Linked DNA regions of Homo sapiens: regions 1 and 2 are each linked to region 3. A link is a loop called in an ENCODE intact Hi-C map of the cell type or tissue named here. Cell type or tissue: PC-3. All regions are shown on one strand.

Region 1 (5,000 bases), 250 kb after region 3:
CAATAACAAAACAAGGAGGAAAAGAAAAAACTGTACAAAAAAGTATAGAGATTAATATGAGGTAGATATGAGCCAAAAAATAATGTGACATTATTTTAAGCAATTTGAGGTCATTTTAAATAATCTACTTAATTTTGGTGCTGGAAATACTCTCTGAGTGACTGAAGGGTCAAGACCATAGTTCTATAGAGAAGGAAATGTAATCCTATTACTCATTTCATCCATGACCAACATCAATGTAGTCATAGTAACCCCAGTCTACTTGAATTTTAACTTTTAGAATCAACCTATGGATCAAACATGAAACCCTGGTTATGGTTATAGCACAAAATGTAACTATTAAGAATCCTAACAACATAAAAATAAGAATAACTGAGATGATCAGTGGAATGGGAGAAGGGAAAGTAGAAGAAAGTTTAGGGTCATTAAAATTCTCATGTTGAGAATTTAAGTGCTCACTGATGTTGATGGAACAAGACATCAAGAAAATCTTTTTTTTAAGTTACGAAAATAATCAACAGAAGACAAATTAATACAACAATCATCAAACAATGAAAAAAGGAGATAAACTGGTGAAAATAATGCTGCACCCATTATTAGATCCTCATATTTCATAGTGGGGAATCAGTACATATTGTCTAAAACTTCCTCATTGAAAGAGAGGTTATGGAGATAAATTCACCATAAGAACAAAAACAGAAAAGCCTAAAAGAGACTGCCTCTAGGCAGTGAAATTCAATGAATAAAAGACCTTCAATTCCTGGGTTTTCTTATCATAAGCACTTAGTCTGATTTTTAAAAAGTAATAAACACAAAATAAAAGCCTCTGTTTTGGATCTACTACATGCTTATGAATACTAAAGGAATAAAAGAATCATCTATTTCCCTGAAGTCTTTTCTATTTAATACGTGAGACAAGATCTTAAGGAAAAGACAACATGTAAGAGAGTACCTAGTAGAGTGTAGAGTATACTTATATAGGTGCTAAAGGAATGCAAATACTTAATGACAATACTTCATATTACTTTTGTAGTCTCTAAGAGATAATTGAGAGAATAGTTCTTTAGGAAATACTTCTTGGAAAAGAGTAGTCCTTCCCAATTCAAGGTATCTTCAAGGAAGTAATGGATTACTATGGGTGGGGAGGAAATGCAAAGGCCTTTTTCAACAAGATGAAGCCCATGAGAAAATATCCAGAGAGAAGTAGTGAGCTCATGGACAAATGCAGGGGCTGGGAACTAGAGTGGGATTGAGCAGGGAAACCAATCACGTGTTTTTAATAGCACTGCCTTCTATAAGTTATGCCATATATTATCTTGAATCATTTCTTTCTGGCATGAAAAATGTTATATGAAATAACGATTGGGTTTTATTTATTTATTAGAGTTAAGGTTGCTTCTAAGAAAGACTGGTTTATTTATAGGAATGCAAATTTTTAAAGCCTTTTGGAATTTAGAAAAGGCTTGTCATTTAAAACTCCTATAAATTAGATATGCTCTATTCTATACAACAGACTTACATGTTCTTTCTCACAAGATATGCAGCATCAACAATTTGTCAAATGTGATTCTTCTGAGGAAGCCATTCGAATTTAAACTGTAAGATCCAAAAAACTATGACCTTAGTAGAACATCTACTCATTAGAAACTTCCAAGCCAAAAAGATACCTTTGATTTTTCTTTGAAACATATTTGTGCCCACAGTTTCCTGTAGTGTTTTAATTTTGTTCACTTAAGTATTTTATTTTTCTCTATCATGTCAGAATTAGCTAACAATTGAAGCTTACCTAGGATTCTAAATAATTTCAAATGGTTTTAAGGTTTCCATGCACTTTCTATAGTTTCATTATTTAAAGAGAGCTTTTTGTATTTAAAATATGTTTAGATGCAAGACTGTAGAGGGAATAAAGGACATTCCCTACTGCCTCAAGGGTTTCAAGCCACTGTGGTCACCATGAAAATGTGGGCTCTGAAATCTAACTGCAAGGATTGTAACTGACCAAGGGCCCTGGCTTCTGGGCTCTGAAATCCATCTCTGAGTTTGACTAGGAAGTCCATACTGCTAAGGGTTGCTCCCAGCGAACAACTGAGTTCAGCAAGGATATTAACGCAGCCACTTCCTGAGAGATACAAAGCTCCCTCTGGTGGGCGATCTTTGGAAGATTCCCGATTGGCTGTTTGAAACATTCTTAAAACTGCACCACAGTGTAACACTTTTTCATATCTAACCTTCATTCCTTCCCTCTCTCCTTCACAAGGATTAAACCTGCATGGTGATCTGACAAATTTCCCAGCCTCCCCCAGCTTCCTCTTCTTTTTTCCTCACAGCAGTTCTCCCCAATAAATCTCTTTCATATCTAATCCTGTTACAGTAGCTGTTTCTTGGAGGACCTCTATTCACCATCAAAGATAAAATTTTAAGAATGACTGTTTATCCCATCTCTTCAATAAGACAAAAAAAAAAAAGAAGAAAATTTAAATGGCCTGGAAGGAGGCCAGGGAATACTAGGCATGAATATCATTGTTAATAATCTTATTGTACACATTAGTTTATTCATCGAACAATTAGTGACGACTTACTGTGTGTCAGGTAGAGTACTAGGTGCTTAAGATACAGAGATTGAATATGACCTCGTCTTTGACCCCTATAATTTCACTGACTGGCAAGGAAGGCAATACTCCTTGAATAAACTCTAGCAGAAGTAGATACCCAGTGTTATGGGAACTTGCTTGAAGACACAATGGATTCTTCCACATGAGAAAGGCTGAAGGTGAAGATTCAGTGATGTGAGCCTTGAAATTCGAGTAGGCATTCTCCATGTTAAGAATGCAGGAAGAAAAGCTTCCAATCAGAAGGTATGGCATAAGCAAAGGCAGGAGGGGAGGCAAGTATGTGGGATATGTGAGCAGTGGTGAACAGCAGGTATGGTCAGAGCTGACAGTGACTTTTGGGAGCATGGTAGACCTGAAAAGTGAGACAATGTTGCTATGAAGAGATAATGATTGACTGCTAATACTGAAGTCTAGTAAATAAATGTCTGCATGTACTATTTTCCTCCTCACACAAAAAAGACTGTAATCAACAAGTATTTAATAGAGTCTCCTTAGTAAGGAATCAGATTCAGAACAGAAGCTGTAAGGCAAAAAGGTCTGATCCCTACCTGTGATGTACATAGGAAGCATCAAATATATATACTCAAGATATCAAAGAATAAAACAAAACTAGATAAAATTGATTTATAGCATATTTTGTCCAGAACATATTCAGGAGGCTAACACATTTAAGTTTAGCACCTTCTGCATTCCAGCTCTGTACTAAGTGTTGTGGCATTCTCAGGAAAATAAGAGAGAAGCCCTTCTTCTCTTTTACTAGAGCCCATTGGTTTTGGGTGGAATGATGAAGGTGTGATGGTTAATTTTATATGTCACCTTGAATGGGATGCAGAGTGCAGAGACATTTGCTCAAACATTAATCTGAGTGTGTCTGTGAGGGTATTTTTGTAAGATTACCATTTGAATTGGTAAACTGAGTAAAGCAGATTTCTCTCCCTAATGTGGGTGGGCTCCATCCAGTTAGTGAATAGAACATAAAGGCTGACCCTTCCTTGAGTAAAGAACTCATCCTGTCTGGCTGCCTTTAAGCTGGGACATGGGTTTTTTTCCCTGCCTTTGGACTCTAATTGAAACATCATTGTTTCTTGGATCTTGAGCCTGCTGGTCTTTGGACTGGAACTACACCATCAGCTCTCCTGGTTCTCAGCTCTTTGGACTCAGACTGGAGCTACACATTGCCTCTCCTGGGTCTACAGCTTGCCAACTGCAGATCTTGGGACTTGTCAGCCTCTGTAATTGTATGAGCCAATTCCTCATAATAAATCTCTATATTTATTTATTTATTTTTATTTATTTATTTTTTTTGAGACGGAGTCTCGCTGTCACCTAGGCTGGAGTGCAGTGGTGCGATCTTGGCTCACTACAACCTCCACCTCCCGGATTCACGCCATTCTCCTGCCTCAGCCTCCCGAGTAGCTGAGGTTATAGGCATCTGCCACCACGCCTGGCTAATTTTTGTATTTTTAGTAGAGACAGGGTTTCACCATATTGGCCAGGCTGGTGTTGAACTCCTGACCTCAGGTGATCCACCTGCCTTAGCCTCCCAAAGTGCTGGGATTACTGGTGTGAGCCACCATGCCCGGCCAATTAATCTCTTTATGTTATATTATACACACACGTACACATGCCCTGTTAGTTCTGTTTCCCTGGAGAAGCCTGACTAATGCAAAAGGGAAGCACAAAGATATGGTAAGAGCTACAAGAACAAAGATTTCTGGGTCCTCAGGGAACACAGAAAAGCATCTATTCCAGAATTGGAGAAAGTGGTGAAAGGGTGGTCAGGAGGCTTCCCAGACAAAAGTGTCTAAGCTGACACAGTGCTGCAACCATTATAGATAATCTAAAGCTAAACAATAAATGCTGATAAATAATTTTAACAGTATTCCAATGCCCGCATAGAATCAAATATAAATTCTTCAGCCAACACATCTAAAACCCTCTACAATCTGTCTGTAGTGGGAGCTAACTTGTCTCCAGTGCTTTCCTGCTCATTGCCCAGAGAAAATCCACAGGTAGCAGAATATGTTCGAGTCTCTCCAAAGCCTACATGGTTACACATTCTCTTCATCTGGACAACCTGTTCTCTCTCTGCTGTTCCCCAAATCCCTTATACTGGCTGGGTGACTTGGAGCAAGTTATTTAAGGCTTGTGTTTCAGTTTGGTCATTGGTAAAAGGAAGGGATGATAATAGTACCTAATTCATAGGATTGTAGTGAGGCATAAATGACCTAATTATTAACCAAAGGTCCTTAGCACATGTCAAGTACAATACAAGTGTTTCCAGTTGTTATTACTGCTCTTAGGCAGTTCAAACTCAAGTTCTACTGACTCCACCAAATCTTTTCAAATAGCAAATTCCTAGCGATTTCATTTCCCTGAAATCTGATG
Region 2 (5,000 bases), 64 kb before region 3:
GAGTACTACAAGCATCATTCTCTCAAGGAAGGGTTCAGAACCTTAGATACAACTCTGCAGTTTCCATACAAGGAGCCAGAACATTCAGCTGGACAGAGGGGTAATAGAGCAGGCAACAGCTGTAAGTATTGTAATTGAGAATACAATTTGCTGTCACTTAAAAATTAGGGGCACAATAACATTAAACATCTTCCTTCCAAATTTTAAAATATAACCAATGGATGCGCTAATGCATGAGCAAGGACTTCTTTTCTGGAGTTAAGCAGAGTCAGATGGACCAACAGGCTTGTGAACATGTCTAATTATAGATCTTTATGGCAAATTAAAAATTATGTTTATGTCCAAAAATCCAGCAGAAACGTAAAAGATATGCTAATATTTACATTTCATACTTTTCATTGACTTTTATATTAACTAAACTCTTTTTAACTTACATGTAATGTGTGAGGTCATAATTCTGTTTGAGTAATAGTATTTAAGCAGGGCTGGTACACAGCTCTCCAGTTAGCCTAGTATCTCAAATCTGCTTATGGTCTATTTCAATGACTACTTTAAGAATTTTGACATTACTAATGTGTTTTTTTGGATGCTAGTATTTCTAAAACCATACATTGGCCACTTTCTTTCAGAATGAGCTGTGTGCTACAACTAATCACAAAAGATTAGCATGCAAACAAAAGCATGTTATGGTTGGACTGTGAGTCTAAGTCGAAAACCTTTTCTCTCATCGTTTAATGTTACATAATCTTCCTGGAGATAGAGCATGTAACAAAAAAATTGAAAAATGTCATCAAGAAGGTGTGATTTTATTTTCTTAATCTGATATCACTTTATTTTTTTTAAATAAGTGTTTTGGGGAAGAAGTGAATACAATTTCATTACTCTTAGAATCTTTAGCCTAAGCAACACTGGGATATCTAGAGGTATTTGAAAACAGAATTTGCGTCGGTTTAATATAACTTTATATTTTTCCTTGAAAGCAGAAACTGAAAGGGGAACAGGTAATGCTCTGGGTTTCAACAACATCAGTGAAGTTTTATACATTTCAATTCAAGTAAACAAACAATCTGTCACATCAACTGACATATTTTTTATTTAAGTAACTTAATATATGTTTTCCTCACAGTGATCAATGATGTATGCCTAAGCTCGTGCAATGAAAGTAGAGCGAACTTTATGTTAAAACTTTAAACACCTATTAGATTTTATGGTGTTATTTTTTAGCCCAAGATTACCTGATTATTTTAGATTCTCAAATAGGCATAATTTTTGCTCATTCAAAAATGGAAGTTTTCTCCAAAAAAACAATTTTCCTACCAATATCTTAAAACTCTGTTGAAGCTATGACATTTCCCCCAGCATGAAACATGTAATTTTCGAAGCTCTGTTTCTTTGCCTTCCCAGCAGCAAGAGATAATAAAAGTTGCCAGGGAGGTCAGTTAGATGAAAAATCCTGTTTGAGTTGTTCACTTAGCTCTAGAGAGCCTAGGAGGGAGAAGTGGGGCAGACAGGGAGAACAGATGTCCCATATTAGGTAGGAAGGTCACTAACCCTCATATTTCACTCTGTGGTTCACTCCCAGCCAATTCCTTAGTGTTTAGTACATGGAGGTACTCAGAGAATGTAGCCCGGCAATGAATGAAGTTGTCTAACTTAAAATTATGTCTCATGTTTAATGAAGTATTTAATGCTCAACTTGTTTGACAACTAAGAAGGGAATTACAGGACTTTTTCTTAAAAAAAAGCATAGCCAGTAGAATGTCTTTGAATATCCATGCTAGCCCCAGATAAATTTTTCAGCAAATAAACTCATGAGTTCAAACTTCCCTATCCAGTCTTTTTAAGAGATTCTGACAACTTGAATCAAGCCACTAAAACTTTTTTTTTGTAATTGTGAAGGGAAAGCAAACAATTCATTGAAAATTTTATATTTGTTATCGTTTGGTTTTGTTCATCAATTATTCATTCATTCGTTAAACAGATATATATTAAACACCTAACACATACAAGGCACTGTTCTGGTTCTGGGATATAGCAATTAAGAAGACAAAGTTCCTGCCTTTATGGAGTTTACATTTCAATGGGGAAACTCAGGCAAGTCTGGTTTGGAGGAGTTTCATATTTTTATATAGAGTGGTCAGGTAAGATCTCCCTCGTAAAGCAACTCAAAAGGAGAGAAGGGGTGTAGGTTGGTAATGATTGCACAGTGGTTAACACTCCAAGATTAGTCATTCGTTACTGCAAAGAAGGATTACAATCTTAGATCAAATTTGTGATACCATTCCAGTGTTTTATTTACTTTATACTAACTTTGTATAAAGTTAGAGGAAGACTAAGATGGTTCTGAGGACTAAATGAGGTGTTCTATATAAAGCACTTAGCATAGTGCTCTTACATGGTAAACAGTAAAAGTTACTGCTGACTCTACAACTTCTACTTCCTCTACTACTGCTGCTACTTCTAACTCTTATTCTAACACAGTACTTTCCTATATTTCTAAGGCTTGAATACATTTACTAATTATGACTCATAGCAATGTACATCTTTGCCTTTATGATTTTTTAAATATAACTTGCTTATTTTTATACCAAGTCTTGATAAAAGCTCACCCTTAAAGAAAGACTGCTTCTATTTTTATGCATTTTATACATCCCAGGAAGTGGTAAGGAGGAAATGCTGCATGTTTGTATAGAAAGATTGTGCAAGATGTCTTCATATTGCTTACCTTTGGTTCATAGCTTTAGGTATGCTGCTATCATCTAAAAATAACATTTGCCAAGCATTATTACCTTGGGATACTGGGTTGGACAGAAATGGCATCTCCATTACTTCTAAAAGTCCTTGGAGGATACAGAGCAGGCAAGGTAAAGCTTGGAACCATTCTGTGTTCTGAGTAGAGGTTGAGAATAGAACTTCAACTCCTGAAACCTGCTGTTTATTATTGTTATTATTTTTAAATAATCTAGTCACCTTGGAAAAGAAAGCCCCAGGGCACTGTAGTGGCCACTTACTTTTGGGCTACTCTAGGTTAGAATGTTCGTAGAATGTTTACCAATTATTTTTTCAAGTATGTACAATGTGATAAGATTATGACAGGACTATCTTATGCAAATTCAAAGTAACATCTAAAAAGATATTGATTAGAATTAAGCAAGTGTCCAAAGTATTGGGCAAGGAGCATAACATTTTAAAGTTAGGGGCCCATTGTAGGCTGTCTCTCAGCCTCTCTCCCAGAGTGATGGGATTTTATCTTTGTCTTTGGAATGACTTAAGAGCATTTCTAAGGGAGAAGAAAAGAGAGAAAGAAAAAGAACAAAGAGAGAACTCAGGCATAGCAGGGAGCTCTTGGGCTTCCTCTAGAAACTTCAGTGACTCCATGAAAGATGTTCTATGGATCTTTGTAAAAATCCCATTATTTTCCAAAATGGTCATCTCAAACCTGCCTTAGATTGCTTTAGGTTTACCTGTAGGGCTTGTATATTTGAAGGGCATTAAATTGACTTTTGCATTTCTTGCTCTACAATGAACACATAATTATTTTGAGGTCTGCCAGAGTAGCTGTCTGACCTTAGGCGAGTCACTTAGCCTGTCTGGACCTTAGCTTTCTCATCTGATGAATGAGGAATGAAATTAGAGATTTTATAATGTTCTTTTAAAAATAGCATCTTAGGTTTTTTCCTTTGTTTGCATGAGAGAAGCAGGTAAGGTAATGTTAACAGATTGGTGCATTAGGAAAAGTTGTATGTTTAGCTATTTTGTGACCCATAAGCAGACCTTAAATATTTTGCCAAGTTTTTATTTGTAGAGAATTAGTTGGGCCACAGAGTAGAGTTGGGTAATTTTTTTAAATGGCTATCACTATATTTATATAATATCCAAGTATCTTCTGTAAGAACTTATTAATTACAAAAGGGTAATAGTAATAACCAAGTGATTGAAGTTAACATCCCTAATAATGGGACAAATAAATATCATGTACCTCCTAATATAATGCTCCAAGCAGGACAAACCAACACTTTGGTGGTATTATTGTCCCCAAAAAGCATAAGTGGAATCTAATCATGAGGAAACATCAGACAATCCCAAACTAAAAGACATTCTGCAAAATAATTGGTCTATACTCTAAAACCTTCAGTGTCATTAAAGAAAAAGTCTGAGGAACTGTTTCAGATTAAAGGAGACCAAGAGATGTGACAACTACATATAACATGTGGTCTTGGATTGAATCCTAGAACAGGGGTTGGGAAGATACATACACACACACACACACACACACGTATGTATATATATGTGTGTGTGTATAGTAACATATTTTGTATATGTTATAAAATATGTGTGTATATATGTTGCTATAAAAGATGTGATACAATTGGCAAATTTTGAATAAATTCTCTTGATTAAAAAATAGTACCGCATCAATGCAATTTTCTGCTTTTGATAATTGTACTGTGGTTATATAAGAGAAGAGAATACCTTTGTTTTTCAGGAACGTGTGCTGAGTATTTAGCAATAAGGGGCATTATGTCTGCAATTTATTCTCAAGTGGCTCAGGAAAAATACATAGATTGATAAAGCAAACATCATAAAATGTTAACATTTGGGGAGTCTGAATGAAAAATATGTGGGAATTCCTTTTGCTCTCCTTGCTACTTTAAGTCTGAAATATTTCAGAATAGAAGTTTTCAGTTGTGGAGATGATCCCATTTGCTGGCTATATCTGAAGAATTGGGAGGTAGTGACAGTGTCCTTCTTTTGCCTGCTTCAGACATAGAAGCGTCTGGTCCATTGATTTCAGGACGTGTGGAACACTAGCATGTACTGAACAGATCATATTTGAAGCCATCCGTTCCTTACCTGTGACCTCATTGGATTTGCTTCATTCATTCATTCATTCATTTATTCATTCATTCATTCATTCATCCCTTTATCCTGAAAATATTTTCAGTACTTAGTATGTGCTAGGCCTTGTGCTAGATACTTGAATTATAATAGTGAATAAG
Region 3 (5,000 bases):
CTGTATAATGCCCTTGATCTCTAAGAGAAACAGTGGCAAACCAATCAGATGGCAACCTCCTGCCAAGGACTCCATTAGCCCGCTCTGGTGGCTGCTTCTGAAGTGGCGGCTGCTGGCTCCACTCGCTCCCCTGTTCAGAGAGGACATATGGGCCAGGCAGTGATCAATGAGGGAACATCTGGCACAGGAGCAAATCAAACAGCACCGATGACTAATTTAGGAGTGTTGCCTTGCCATTGTTCTTTCTGTGGCCCCATGCAAAGGTCACCCAGTGTGGCAGGCTCAGAGAAGCTGCTGCTTCACCTTCAGCAGTCCCCAGGATCCAACTTGTTTGCCTTAAAAATGAATCGATAGCTTCTTCTTTGAGGGCTGAAACAGCAGCTCCCTATCACTGAATCCTGAATTCTCACGTGCATGGTCAGCCCCCTCCTTGCAAGCCCCTAGGCACCCCTGTTTCTTATTAGCCATTTATCATCTTGCCTCTGAAGTCTCTCTCTTAAAAAAAAAAAAAGAAAAAGAAAAGAAAAAAAAACACTCTACTGAATTCATGTTCTATTTCTGCAACTGAGATTTTTCTCCTTTGGGTTCAAATAAAAGAAATAGCAAATATTAAAGAGCATGAGAGAAAAAGGCACACATGCCTGGCCCATGAATAGACAAGATTGCCTGTAGTTCTGATTTTGGTGGTTTATATAATAGCTTCAAATGCTGGTGAAGACAGGTCTCAGCCTTGCCAGAAATGATCTCTAAATTAAACAGCCATTTTCTTTTAAATTACCTTTAATGGCACATTAGAACCACATAATTTTCAGCCTTGAAGGAGGATTTGGTAGGATATTGGGTGCTATTCGTTTCCTCTTTTTGGGTCAGGAGAGCGCATCAGACAGTTTATGTGTAAAAGTTCTCCATCGGAAATGATACACTTTTTCTTGAGAATTTATTCTCATGTATGAAAGGTGTGCTGTGGGATAAGCCATGTCTTCTGTGATTGACAGTTTGCGTCCTAGCTCACTGATAACACCCAGCTGGCTGTCATGGTGGCAAGGCCTCCTGCTTCTCCTTCTCATCTGGTATCACACACTCATGGGCCTGGGGATGCGCAGAGTCATGGGCTTGAAGGGGTGGTATCCTACTGCTGCCCAGTCACAATTACTCATCTCTCAGAAACACCTAGAAATAAACTGATCCTCTTCCTGGTGGACAGAACATGTTCTATTCCCCGTTCATTCAATTCCCAAGGGAAGTGAATGCTCAATTTCTCTGCTGTTTTATCCTGCAGTCATCCAGCTTCTAAGAGTGATTCTGGAGTCGTCTTGCTGGTTATCTCCATCGGATTTCTTCAGTACAACACTAGCCCCCTCCCACCCTTCATTAACATAGATTGGCATCCTTTATAAGACAAGCAGCCCAGGCAGCTGGGTGATCATTTGAGTGACAAGAGAAGTGGATTCTAGTCTAGCTTAGTCACAAACTCGCTATAGGCTCAGAGACAAGTTACAACCTCTCTGGGCTTCAGTAGCTACACCTTTTAAGGTACACGATGTTCTCTGGGGGAGGGATAGCATTAGGAGAAATACCTAATGTAAATGATGAGTTGATGGGTGCAGCAAACCAACACGGCACATGTATACCTATGTATCAAACCTGCACGTTGTACACATGTACCCTAGAACTTAAAGTATAATAATAATAAAAAGAACAGGTAAAAAAATAATAAAAAAAAGATACACGAATCTAGATCTTCTGATTTGGTAATAATCGAAGGGGGGTGGTGGGTAACAGATTCAGGGAAAAAGAGAAACGGGAAAACTATGCTTCGTCAACAAGGCAATAATGGTGAACCAATGTGTGTTTAGAGGCCCTATATGCTTGTGTTCAGAGTATTCCATTGTGTCTTTGCTATCCGAAGCTGCTCAGGGACATAGTCATGAATCAAGACTTCCAGTAAATGCCTCTGGAACGTGGAGGAATGAGAACCTGGCAGGAAGACAGTGCAGGGCATTGTCTGGAGCTCGTTCCTCTTGGTTGCGTGACTGCCCATTATGACTGTCTGATGATGGCAATGTGATCATTTGTCTAGCAATTACAAAGCATCTTCATTTTACTGCCTCTTTTAATGTTCCCAATAACCCTGTGAAGTAAATATTATTCTCCCTACTTTAGAGATGAAAACCCTGAGGTTTAGAAAGGTTAATGACTTGTTATATGATGCTCAGGTACTAAAGAGTAGAGTTGAGATACAAAGCTAAGACTTCTGATTTCACATATAATACAATTTCCATATTTTCAACAGTTGTCAGACTGTGCCCTCAAAGGTGTGGGTTTGGAGGATGTGTCTGGGGTGGTGGCGGGGGTGGGAGAGAAAAGCTAAACCAGTGGCGCTCAGACTCCCTGCTTCAATCAAAGCACCTTTATTGTTCTATTCTATATTTATATAATGCCACCCTAAATTTGGCTTTAAACAAAATGTTTCTAGTGCTAAAAAGTCAAGTTTATGAGACGCAAAATATACCATTGTGGTGTTGAAGATGAAACCTTTTTTCAGTCTCTTTACTCGGAGGATTCTGCGTTCTTTGTTCCAACAATCCCAGCTCGAAATCCTCTCTCTCTCTCTCTCTCAGAGGAGCTGACCACAGATGCTCTTACTTCTCTCAGTCCAGTGAGCCATATTCTGTTTTTTGTGGGCCTTTCACAGGAAAAGTGTTCTGTGGCCAAGGTAGTTGATAACAAGCCAGATGTTCAGCCCAGATAGAGACCCCATTCCTTTCCTTAGAAGAATTGACCCACATGTTCCAACTTGCCTCATAAATATAAAAAGAAAAGCCTAGCTTCCATTTTAATTAGATGAAATAATTACATGTCACACATCTCTTAAGCAGTTTTATACTCGCTCTGACTGTGATGCAGGGATTAGCATTCAAAGACGCTGCTTGCCCTGTGTACAGATGTTGGGTTTATAGACTGTCATGCTCCTTGTGGCCACAAGATGTCAGGCAAATATGGTCATGGGATATAGGTGCAGGAAGGTGCCTTGGCTCCTGAAAATACCATTGACGAGTTCATTAGCTGATTAAAATCCTTCCAATAAGCTTGTTGGAAGAACCTAGGGAAAGTCTATGAAATGTGTCATATTGTTATCCTGTTGATGGAGACGCTGAACACGACTAGGAGGTAATCAGATTAAGATCAACAAATATTGATTGTACATGCTTGCACGATTAAATCCTGAATAATTAAAGGCCACTGAGTTTCCTAGCTCTCATCTTAGTGTGTGTTTCCATAAGCAACATGTGCTGTGTTTCCAAAGTACCATGAATAGACATGGCTATAGGAAAGAAATGGGATCAGTCAGAGAATCAATCACTTTTAAAAGTTTCAGTTTGAAAATCTGATGAAATAAAGAAGTGGGTTTTAAGTTAACAGCTATTCTATAATCATGAGACATTTTATAAACCAAAATATATAAAATAAAGCCATACACTGAAACTTGTGCATACTTCTAATGTAGATTTGTTTACTCCATGATTTGAATGATTTGTTAATTAACAGCTGATCTGACACACCACCCCTCACTATTCTTTTAGTCTCTGGACCGACTTTCTATAGAAGCTTCCTTGGGGTCTGGCAGAAGGAAGCAGTAATGACAAGCAAAGGTTGAGCTCAATCGATCTGTGGTTATTGAGTTCCTACAGAGAGCTGGGTGCTGCTGAGGCTGCAGCAGACCTAGAGGGCATGGCTTATGCCTCACTGTTTCTTCCCTTTCATTTATCTCTTTCTTCTAATTTTCTGTGTTCTACTTCTTAACTCTTCAGATGCTTCTTACTGCTAAGCTAGGTGAGGGGATAAGCTTTTATTTATTTACCTTTGAAAACATGCTGATCTCCTACTATGTGCTAGACTTTGGCCTGGAGATTCAGAGACAAATTTTAAAATGGTGCTTACCTTGCTCATGGATCCGGCAAGCCAAAAATCGTATTACAGCAGTATGGCACTGGCAATGCAATCAAGTAAATGTCCTATGGAGCGCACAGGCAAAGGGGGATTCATTCCGCTTGGTCCTGAGGGCATTGTGGTACTTCACAACAATGTAAATTGGAACTCATCAAGTGAACAGGGATGGGGCAGCCTGAAGAATTAGAATATGTGAAGGCAAGTCTGTTCCAGTAAAAGCTAAGCTGCTGTGAGAAAGAGATCTGCAGTACAGTAACTTGAAAAGATAGATGTCCATTTTCCTCTCATATAATAGTCTAAAGGTAGGCAGTCTGGTGGGGCTGCCCTACTCCATGAGGTCATTCAGGGACCATGGTCCTTCCAACTTGTTGCTCCACCATCCTCTAGGCATTTTTCACACTGCTGGAGCATCAGCTGGCTTGCCATTTCCAGCCGTGTGAAGAATAGGGAGAAGTGGTCCAGGGTAAGTTACTTTATTATAGTAAGGAAGGCAGAAATTGCACACTTCTTTATATTTCATTGACTTTGACATGACCACATCTAGCCTCAAGGGGGGCAGGGAAATATGCTTGTAATAAGGTGGTTCTGTACCCATGAAAAAAACAGGAAAAACAAGTTACGGGGGCAACTAGCATCTCGCCACAGCAGAGGCACGTGGAAGGGAATAGTCTGTTGTGGAACTTGCACGCAGTGGAGTGTAGCTGGATCATGGCTCATGTGACTGGTAAGGTGGGGCCAGGATGTGGAGGAGTTTGAATGCTACATTGCTAAAAAAAATTTTAATGAAGCCAGCATGCTGAGCTTTGTGTTTGAGGGTAAGTCACTCTAGCACCTGAGGGTTGAGGAAGCGTTTGGAATGATTAGACTGAAGGCTGTTGTCGTTTTAGGTCCAGGTGAAAGAAGGTGAAGGCTTCTCTCAGGAAAGGAGAGCCAAGGGTAATGGGGAAAGTAGATTTAAGAGACATTTAAGCCAGAACTAGAACTTAAACTGGCTGGTAAGTTTCTACAGGTCACCTCAATTAAAAACTGTTAATGAACCACACTGACAG

Evidence for each region. A loop is a pair of places that touch in the nucleus more often than their neighbours do. Peaks named below come from ENCODE experiments on the same cell type or tissue, not always from the same donor. Only the 100,000 strongest peaks of a DNase experiment are listed, where the experiment ranks them.
Region 1: a loop joins it to region 3, with 5 times the contacts of the local background. A loop is called at or near these places in 29 of 110 quality-filtered maps.
Region 2: it touches region 3 in a loop (5-fold over the local background); 5 of 110 quality-filtered maps call a loop at or near these places.

Annotation. Positions count from the first base shown.
Region 1 is chr1:107,274,292-107,279,291 of GRCh38, reverse strand. The region is part of intron 2 of NTNG1 (netrin G1); the gene reads right to left. Among named protein-coding and RNA genes, the nearest start is that of NTNG1, 140 kb to the right of the region's middle. In PC-3, a CTCF peak has its summit at 2,137 (motif pointing left); no DNase peak of the experiment used is centred here.
Region 2 is chr1:107,591,333-107,596,332 of GRCh38, reverse strand. VAV3 (vav guanine nucleotide exchange factor 3) reads left to right here. Exons shown (of 27, transcript NM_006113.5): 25 at 1-121. Among named protein-coding and RNA genes, the nearest start is that of MIR7852, 300 kb to the left of the region's middle. In PC-3, no CTCF peak of the experiment used is centred here; DNase peaks (open chromatin) are centred at 1,592, 2,202 and 2,682; H3K4me3 peaks cover 1,623 bases; H3K27ac peaks cover 2,486 bases.
Region 3 is chr1:107,527,724-107,532,723 of GRCh38, reverse strand. No RefSeq gene overlaps it. Among named protein-coding and RNA genes, the nearest start is that of MIR7852, 370 kb to the left of the region's middle. In PC-3, a CTCF peak has its summit at 2,981 (motif pointing right); DNase peaks (open chromatin) are centred at 1,973 and 2,973; H3K27ac peaks cover 1,237 bases.